2 separate regions of the Homo sapiens genome follow, and region 2 is linked to region 1. A link is an interaction called in ENCODE POLR2A ChIA-PET data of the cell type or tissue named here. Cell type or tissue: Panc1. All regions are shown on one strand. Each heading gives the region's core, and the rest is flanking DNA. Links, peaks and the distances in the headings are about the cores only. Region 1 has its middle 16 kb from the start of LINC02003. Region 2 overlaps LINC00673 (long intergenic non-protein coding RNA 673).

The links. Peaks named below come from ENCODE experiments on the same cell type or tissue, not always from the same donor. Only the 100,000 strongest peaks of a DNase experiment are listed, where the experiment ranks them.
Region 2: POLR2A ChIA-PET joins it to region 1 with 5 read pairs; 6 of 35 experiments call an interaction of 5 or more read pairs at or near these places.

The regions. Positions count from the first base shown.
Region 1 is chr17:72,325,001-72,329,394 of GRCh38, forward strand. No RefSeq gene overlaps it. Among named protein-coding and RNA genes, the nearest start is that of LINC02003, 16 kb to the right of the region's middle. In Panc1, for the core only: no CTCF peak of the experiment used is centred there; no DNase peak of the experiment used is centred there.
Region 2 is chr17:72,475,067-72,479,460 of GRCh38, forward strand. All of the region lies in intron 1 of LINC00673 (long intergenic non-protein coding RNA 673), which reads right to left. Among named protein-coding and RNA genes, the nearest start is that of LINC00673, 120 kb to the right of the region's middle. RefSeq lists an enhancer at 1,275-2,188. In Panc1, for the core only: no CTCF peak of the experiment used is centred there; no DNase peak of the experiment used is centred there; H3K4me3 peaks cover 2,661 bases; H3K27ac peaks cover 3,952 bases.

The DNA of each region.
Region 1 (4,394 bases), core at 288-4,287:
TGATTAACGGGTGCTTAGATGGATAACAAAATAGATAAGTTATAAATGGAAAACAATGTGGCGCTGTGTAGATGCCCAAATGTATGTGTTGACCCAGGTACCATCACAGTCATTCCATGGGAGTAACAGGGATATGGTGATCAGGTGCGCTTGCGGTTGGGATATGGAAGCGGCCATGTTGAAGGGGCCCAGACTACCACACACCAGAGGGGCTGGGGTTTCTTCCTCTATTCCTCCACCAGTGGCCCAGAAGGTCCAGACATGTGCCCAGGGTAAGAAAGTCATCTAATTAGAGCTCTGATGCTAAATCGCATGAGGGCCTTCCCTGGAGCTCAGGATAGAGGGCTGGGAATGAGGCAAGCAGAGCTGGAGAAAAAGGGCTGCCCACCCATCACTCAGCCGTCTGGGTCCCATGCCCGAAGTGAAGGGGACGCCTCAGATCTTTCAGGAAATGTCAGCAGCCAAAACAATGTCTTCCTTGTCTTCCTTCTTGTTTTTTCACTCCTTCTGCATGCCCCTGTGGCCCAGGAATATATAGATCCATCCATCCAATTTTGAGTACCTGCTATGTGCCAGACACTGCTCAAAGGGTTTGGGATATCCTTAAATAAAAACACCCAAAAATCCCTGCCCAGGTTCACCTTGTGTCTGATCACAAGAGCAAACCCTGCCCAGCCACTGCCAGAATTGGTATCATGGGGCATCCTCTGCACTGACCATCTGATTATCTTGCCCTGAACAAAGGGTCAGAGCTATGTCTAAATGCTGGGATGGGTCCTACAATGAACTCACATCTCTGGAGAAGACCTTCAACATTGGAGAACCAGCTGGTGCCTTCTTCTAAAAGAAAGGCAAAGGTCTTGGACTTCGTAGTTCCTTGCAAATCCCAGTCTAAGCCATTCAGTAGCAGGAAATATGTGTACCTGGAGAGGTCTCCTGCATGGGTCTGTGAAAAGAAGGAGGCAGGTTGATAGCCACCAGTTGTCCAAATGAATTCACTCAATGATAATGCTGGGCACTGATTAAGTCTATGGCCCCTTGCTAGATGCTGAGACAGCCACTGAATAAATGAGAGGCAGTTCCTACCCTCCATGAACTTCCAAATGAGCTGACAATCGGATGGGCTGAAGAGGTTAGGAAATCTGTTTGGTTAGGGGTAAATAGAGGGATAGGATAGGCAGAGGGAAAAACCAGGACCAGGTTGGATGTAATACTGAGAACATGCACAGCCCAGGTATAGCAGCAGGGAGCTTATATTAATTCACTCACTCATTCATCTATTCAGTCAATAAATATTTGTTCCATACCTCTTCTATCCCACTCTGCTAAGCTCTGCAAATAACTTGGTGAGCACATCCACATCATTTCTTTTCTAAGCTGATGGTCCCAGTGGGAGAGACAGGCATTCATCAAATAATCACACATTATTTCTTTGAAGGAAAAATACAAGACATATCAAAAGAACTATGTATGTTGTTGTGTGTGTATGCATGCATGCACACATGTGGTGGTTAGAAGCTGGTGGTAAGGAGACAGTTTCTGCAAAGGTAACAACTTTTGCAAGATGTCCTGAGATAGGTAGGGATCTAGTCCAGTAGGTGGGCTGAAGAGAAGCAAACTAGAGGTGAGAGCAGGAATCAGCAAAGCCCAGGCTGATGGTACAGGTCAAGTTGAAGGTTTTGCTCTCATCCTAAGGAAAGGGCAGCCAACAAAAGGTTTATGCAGCAAACAACTAGGCTGTGATTTGTGCTGGAGAGAAGATGTCATGCTGAGGAGTTAGGAGATGAATTCACATTTCCTTCATTTTATGAAGAATTTACAAAACCTTTGAGCCAAAAAAGTTCATTTTCTGTTCTCTCAGAGGCAGTATAGCAAAATGGTTATGAATCCAGGATTTTAGGGTGAAGATTTCAATCCTACTTTGGATAATTAATAATAAATTAGTTCTAAGCCCCATGTTTCTCATAGGGCTTTTGTGAGCATTTAAATGCAAACGTATGTAAACGTGAGCAGTATCTCTAGCACTTACAAGCACCCAACAATTTACAACTATTTTTCTTGGTTCTCCTTGCACCTTGAGTAAAGAGATGCTGAGCTGCATCATAAGTTTCAGTAGGGTTTGACCACTCTTAGGACCATCTTTCACTGAGGGACCTTTGGCCTATTGCTTTCTTGCTGAAGTTTAAATGTTTCCAGTTTCTTTTTGAGAACAGCTGGTCCCAATCTACTAAATAACCCCTTTGCACACTTGAAGACCATTATTAAGATTCCCTTTGGCCATAAACATACGAAGAAGTGTTTAACATATGAAAAAAATGTTTAACCTCACCAGTAATCAAAGAAATTCAAATCAAAACAACAAAATGCAATTTTTGCCTATCAATTTGGTAACTTTTTAAAATGATAGTGCACAGTGCTGGTGAGAGTAGGGTAAGGTGGCAATTTCGTACATTGCTGGTGGGAACATAAATTGGTACAATCTTTCTGGAAAGCAATTTGGCAATATGTTATCAAGACCCTGAAAATTGTCCTTACCCTTTCACCCAGTAATTCCACTTCTGGGAATCTATCTCAAGGAAATAATCAAAGAATCAGACAAAAATTTCTGTTCATGCTGTTTGATATAGCAAACAATATTTTGAATTAGGAATAACCAAAAACTACCTAGAAGTCAAATGGTGTCGTGACATATATTACGGTGTCGTGACATATATTAAAAAGTTATTAAAAGTCCTGTTAACAAGGAATTTTCAAGGACATTTAAAATGGTCACCAAAAACTGTAAAACACAAACATATAGAAGATACAAAACTAAACACAGTAGGATTTTAATTATGTAATTATATATACTTATATTTTTATATGTGCATAGAAACAGCTACATGCAAACACAGCAAAATATTGACAGTTCTTACTAGAGGGTGATAGAATTAGGGGTGGCTCTTTATTTTCTACTTTACAATTATATAACCAAAAAACTTGTTTAAGAGCTCACATGGCCTTATGTATTTTTCTAAGTAGTTCATCATGGTCCCTGTTCTGCCATAGCATCTTGCCCAGAATCGAAACAGCGGACTTTCAGTGGTTACAATTTACCTGGAAAGGGCCAGATAGCAGATATTTTAGGCTTTGCAGATCATACAGTCTTTGTTGCAACTTCTCAGCTCTATTGTTGTATGGCAAAACCAGCCATAGATAATATGGAAACAAATGGGCATGGCTGTGTTCTAATAGAATTATATATATATAATTATATATATAATTATATAGATATAACTATATATATAATTATATATATAGTTATATATATTTATATATATAATTTTATATATATATGCAGCAAGTCAGTTTTAGCCCATGGCCTTAGTTTGCCAACACCTAGTCTAGATGATTTGAATCTCTCCTGGCCCAAATTATGTATAGTCTCAAACAAGTATAGTTGGGGAAACTTCTAGAAGGGTGGGGTGAAGTAAGGTTCTTGTCTCCATATTCCTAGTGAGTCAATCCTTCTGAAATGTATTGAGAAGCAGTCAGCCAGGGCACTTCTCACAGGCTTTTATTCGCCTCTTTGGTTTTTTTCTTTCTTTCTTTTTGTTTTTATTATTTCAATAGTTTTGGGGATATAGGTGGCTTTTGGTTACACGGATAAGTCCTTTAGTGGTGATTTCTGAGATTTTAGTGCACCCCTCATCCAAGCAGTGTACCCAACATGCAGTATTTTATCCCTAATCCCCTCCCAACCTTATCCCCACCCAAGTCCCCAAAGTCCATGATATCACTCATGCCTTTGCATCCTCATAGCTTAGGTCCCACTTATAAATGAGAACGTACAATATTTGGTTTTCCATTCCTGAGTTACTTCACATAGAATAATGGCCTCCGACTCTATCCAAGTTGCTGCAAAAGACATTATTTCATTCCCGTGTGCCTAAGATAAGAGGATCTTTGGGTCCAGGAGTTCTGGGCCGACCAGACATCTGCACTAAATTCACCATCAACATGATCAATATAGTGACCTCCTGAGAGCACGAGGCCACCAGGTTGCCTCAGGAGGGGTGAACCGGCCCCGGTCAGAAACCAAACAGGCCAAAACTCCCAGGCTGATCAGTATTCGCCTCTTTGCATGGGTCTTCCCTCTTCTTGCTCATCAGTGTCCCCTCCAAGTCCTTCCTTTGCTACCACCCACTGCAGCCCTTATCCCATCTGACATAATAGGAGGTGAAGAAAGCCAAACACCCCAGTGATGACTGAAAGGGGCTGCAGAGACTTGGAACAGTTGGTGGCTAGTTTGAGATATCCCTTCTCTACCAACAGTGTGGTAAATGCACATGATAGCAATAACTTAAGCATACCGAGAACAAGGCTGTATGGCCGATGCACCTGACTGTGTTTTC
Region 2 (4,394 bases), core at 277-4,276, 150 kb after region 1:
CACCCCCACTGCCAGACAGACACCTGTGGCCATTTGACTGAGTTTGCTGGAAGTGAAATGAGGATTTCTGAAGAGTATAGCCTGGTGTGAGCTGTGAGAATCTCACAGTACCGGGGAGAGCCTGTATGAAGATAGAATTGAGACCAGGTGACCTGGCAAAAGGGCTCCACCCACCCTGAGTAAACTTCAAGGCCAACCCACATCTCAGACCTGGTAGACCAGTAGGCTGGTCTCTCTCTCTCTCTCTCTCTCTCTCTCTCTTTTTTTTTTTTTTTCCTATTTCTCCATGGGAACTTCCATGAAAATGTGCTGACTGCCTCTGACCCTACTAAAAACAATGGGAAATTCCAAGTTTTCACTTTTGCCTCTTGAAGTTGCAAGGCAACTTACCTTGCAACATCGGGAAAGGCTGGTTCATTATACTAGCCTTAGAGATATAAGTACTAGGTCCTAAACTGGACCCTAACCCGAGCTTTGCTCACATAGAGGGGAAGGCCTTGGAGAGAATGAAATGAGACCCTTACGGGGGAAGCGCACCCCCTCCCTTAAAAGACTCGAGTTCAGACATTTAGTTTGGGAGCTCTCAGCTCCCGTTCTCTCCCTCCTGGGTTGCTCAACCCTCCCTCAGGTACCCAGCCTGGATCCAGGTCTGCCCACAAGGCCCTGGAAGGTGTTAGCTGATAATCAAGGCAGTCATTTAACCATCTATCTGCCTAAGTGTATACAACTCCTCCCAGGGACCTCTGCAGGCTAAGAGAAGGTTCTTTTTGAGAAAAAAAAAAAAAATGTTGCAAATTCAAAGGAAAAATGCTCTGATGCAGGGTTTCCCCATCTTGGTACAACTGACACTCTAGAGTGGACCATTCTTTGTTGAGGGGGCTGGCCCTGTAGGATGGTTGGCAGCGTCCTTGGCCTCTACCCACTAGATTCCCAGAGCACCCCTCTCCCCACAAAGCTGTCACAACTAAAAATGTTTCCAGACATTGCCAAACGTCCTCTGCAGGGCAAAATTGCCCCTGGTTGAGACCACTGATCTAATGGCAGAAGTTGGTACAGAGCTGAGAGCGGGAGGACCCATTTCTGAAGCCCCATCAGATAACCACCTGGGCAGCTGCCCGGCCAGGTTTGCCTGCAAGACTCTGATCACAGAGCATTCTGGAGACCTCGAGGTGAGGCAGCAGAGGGAACAAAATGGCCCTTCTACCTCGGAAGCAAAGGCCAAGGCAAAGTCAGGTTTCCAGAGCTCTCAATCCTTGGCAGGGGCAGGGGAAGGAGACGTCGAAGGCAAAGCCGGACTCAAACGTTTCAGAGAAACCAAGGGCCACTTCCAAAGTCCTTGCCTTTGAATGGAGATGGCTTGTCTCACTGCTGTTTTCTTTTCTAGTCCTTCTTTATTCACCGTGGTTAACTCCTCCTCTCCCAAGGTGTCCGTTTGTCCCTCCTAAGGAAAAGCCTCCTAGTGTTTGTCAGTCTAAGAGGAAAGAGAAACCTGAAAAGGCCTGGGCTGCTTTTAATTTACCTGGGCAGGTGTCTGTGCAGCCTCTGAAACTATCCTGAAGTTGGAGTCCAGCTGGGACCCTGATTAAGATGCAGAGAAAACCAGAGAGGAGAGGAGAGGAGTGAGGTGGGGGGCGGGGGCGGGCTGATTAATTGAGAAAAACACAACCATGCCGTGTTTGAATAAGATTGCCCGGTGGAATGCAGAGCCCTTTTTTGTGTGCTCATTCGTTTGAAACAAAAGCGAATAGAGGGAACTACAAAGGGGTCAGGGGGAGGGGAGAGCGGCAGCCAATGGATTCCTGCGAACAGACCTCGTGTGGGGGGACGGAGGCGCTACCTTGGCAGGCACTTGTCAGGGCAGTCACGGGCATTTGCAGATGAAATCTTTTCCACACAAGTCCTTAACTTCATTTTTCATTCCTATTCTACCATGAGGAGTTCATCTCCAAAATTTAATCATTTAAACTTCCTCTCTAGACCAGCACGGTCCAGGACAGAAGCCTCTGGGCAATGAGCCTTAGAAACATGGCAAGTCTAAAACTGAGATGTGCTGTTGAGTGTGAAATACATGCCTGATTTTCTACATAACGTATATTTTCTCGATAATGCATATCATCTCCCTAATACTTTGTTTTATATCGATTGCATGTTGCAGTAAGATTGGGGATATACTGGGGTAGAGATCAAATATATAACTGAAATTGACTTCATCTGTTTCCTTTGTCCTCCTTTCGGTGTGGCTACCAGAATGTCTGAAATCACCTGCGTGGCTTGCGTTTTATTTCTCTTGGACAGCACTACTGTAGGTGGATGATTCTGGGTAGCTGGTCTCTCTCTTCCACCCTCCCTCCTGCCCTGGATTGCAGACCCTCCTCAGATTGTCTGGATCCTTTCCATGAGTATATCAATCTTCATTCATTTGCCAAAGACAATTTGCGTGCAGAATTTTTTCTGCACACAAAGCACTACGTTGACATCTATAGGAGACCCCCAAATGAAAATAAGACTTTTGGATAGGAGGCCAAGGCTCCGAAGAACCTGACAAGGCCCCTTAAGAAGCAAGGCTGAGAGAGCCAGCCCCAGGGCTCCCACTGACAGAGAAACAGCGAAGCCTTCTCCCAGGCCTCGGCTGCCATATTGGACTGATTCCAACTGAGCAGCCGGGGAAGGTTAGTTTTCATTTCACCTTCCACAGAGAAGTGGCTTTTCTGGTTCTGCTTATCTTCCGGGTGACGCTAACCCTGCCACCTGTTGTCCTTCTATAGATCACAGCTTTTTTTTTTTTTTTCCCCCTTCTGACACAAGGATTGTATGGTTTTGAGAGAAGACCCTGTGTTTGAGGAGATGGGGTGTCAGGTCCTGGCCACCGACCCAGCACCTTCACTGGCCTTCAGCTTTGGTTTATGGCAGGCCCAAAAGAAGGCAATGGGAAGTGGTTAAGAAGGGCATTCTCCCAGGACTTTGGGAGGCTGAGGCAGATAGATCACCTGAGGTCAGTAGTTTGACACCAGCCTGACCGACATAGTGAAACCCTGTCTCTACTAAAAATACAAAATTATCTGGGCGTGGTGGCGGGTGCCTGTAATCCCAGCTACTCGGGAGGCTGAGGCAGGAGAATTGCTTGAACCCGGGAGGCGGAGGTTGCAGTGAGCCAAGATCGTGCCACTGCACTCCAGACTGGGCGACAGAGTGAGACTCTGTCAAAAAAAATAAAAAGAAAGAAGAAAAGAAAAAAAGCAGCAGCAGCAGCGCTTTCATGGGCAGGCACAGTGGCTCACGCCTGTAATCCCAACACTTCAGGAGGCCGAGGCAGGCAGAGTGCTTGAGCTCAGGAGTTCGAGAACAGCCTGGGACACATAGTGAAACCCCCCTCTCTACCAGAAATACAAAAATTAGCCAGATGTGGTGGCATGTCCCCATAGTCCCAGCTACTCAGGAGGCTGAGATGGGAGGATGGCTTGAGCCCAGGAGGCGGACTTTGCAGTGAGTTGAGATCATGTCACTGCATTCCAGCCTGGGTGACAGAACGACACTGTCTCAAAAAAAAAAAAAAAAAAAAGAAAGAAAGAAAAAGAAAAAGGAGGACATTCATCATCCCAGCCCACTGCATGGACTTTGAAGAGTATTTTCATCCAAAATGTCCAAGTTAAATATCAGTGGTCGGTATGATCTAGAAGAGGGGTTCTCAATGGAGAAATATTGACCCCCTCTCCAACGGGCGTTTGGCAGCATCTGGAGACATTTTTAGTTGTCACAATGGGGAAGGTGTACGCTACTGGCATCCACTGAATAGAGACCAGGGGTGCTGCTACACATCCCCCCCACCAAAGAGAATTGTCTAGCTCAAAATGCCCATAGTGCCGAGGCTGAGAAACTCCAATCTACAATATGGAGGAGACCAGTATCCTCCAACCCCCACCACCACCAAGCCAGAGCTTGCTCTAATCTCTGGCATCAGGAGTATCCATCCTCCTTCAACACTACCTTCCAACGCACCTGGGAGTGAATCCAGGAAAACCTGAAGGATCAGGACAAGAAGAACAACAGGGAGAAGAAAAACAGCACAAACATGATTAAATCAATTAGTCCCGCTAATTACCAAGTGTCTAACTTAGCACCTGGAGCAACAGCTGGGGTTGCACAGAATTGAGCAAACATCATCCCCAACTTGGGCAGGCTCTGGGCATACTGACTTGCTCCTCCCTGCCTTCTTCTGGCAAAAGACTTTGAGTGAGAAAAGACTAAGCAATAAAGTCCTAGAGCAGAGTGACCGCCCTCTGGAGGCAGGTTCAATGCCACAGCCACATCAGGTGCACCTGCCCACCCCACTGAGGACATTCCCCGAAGAGACAATTGCACAAGGCAGTAACACCTCCTCTTGAGCTGAGGTCCTG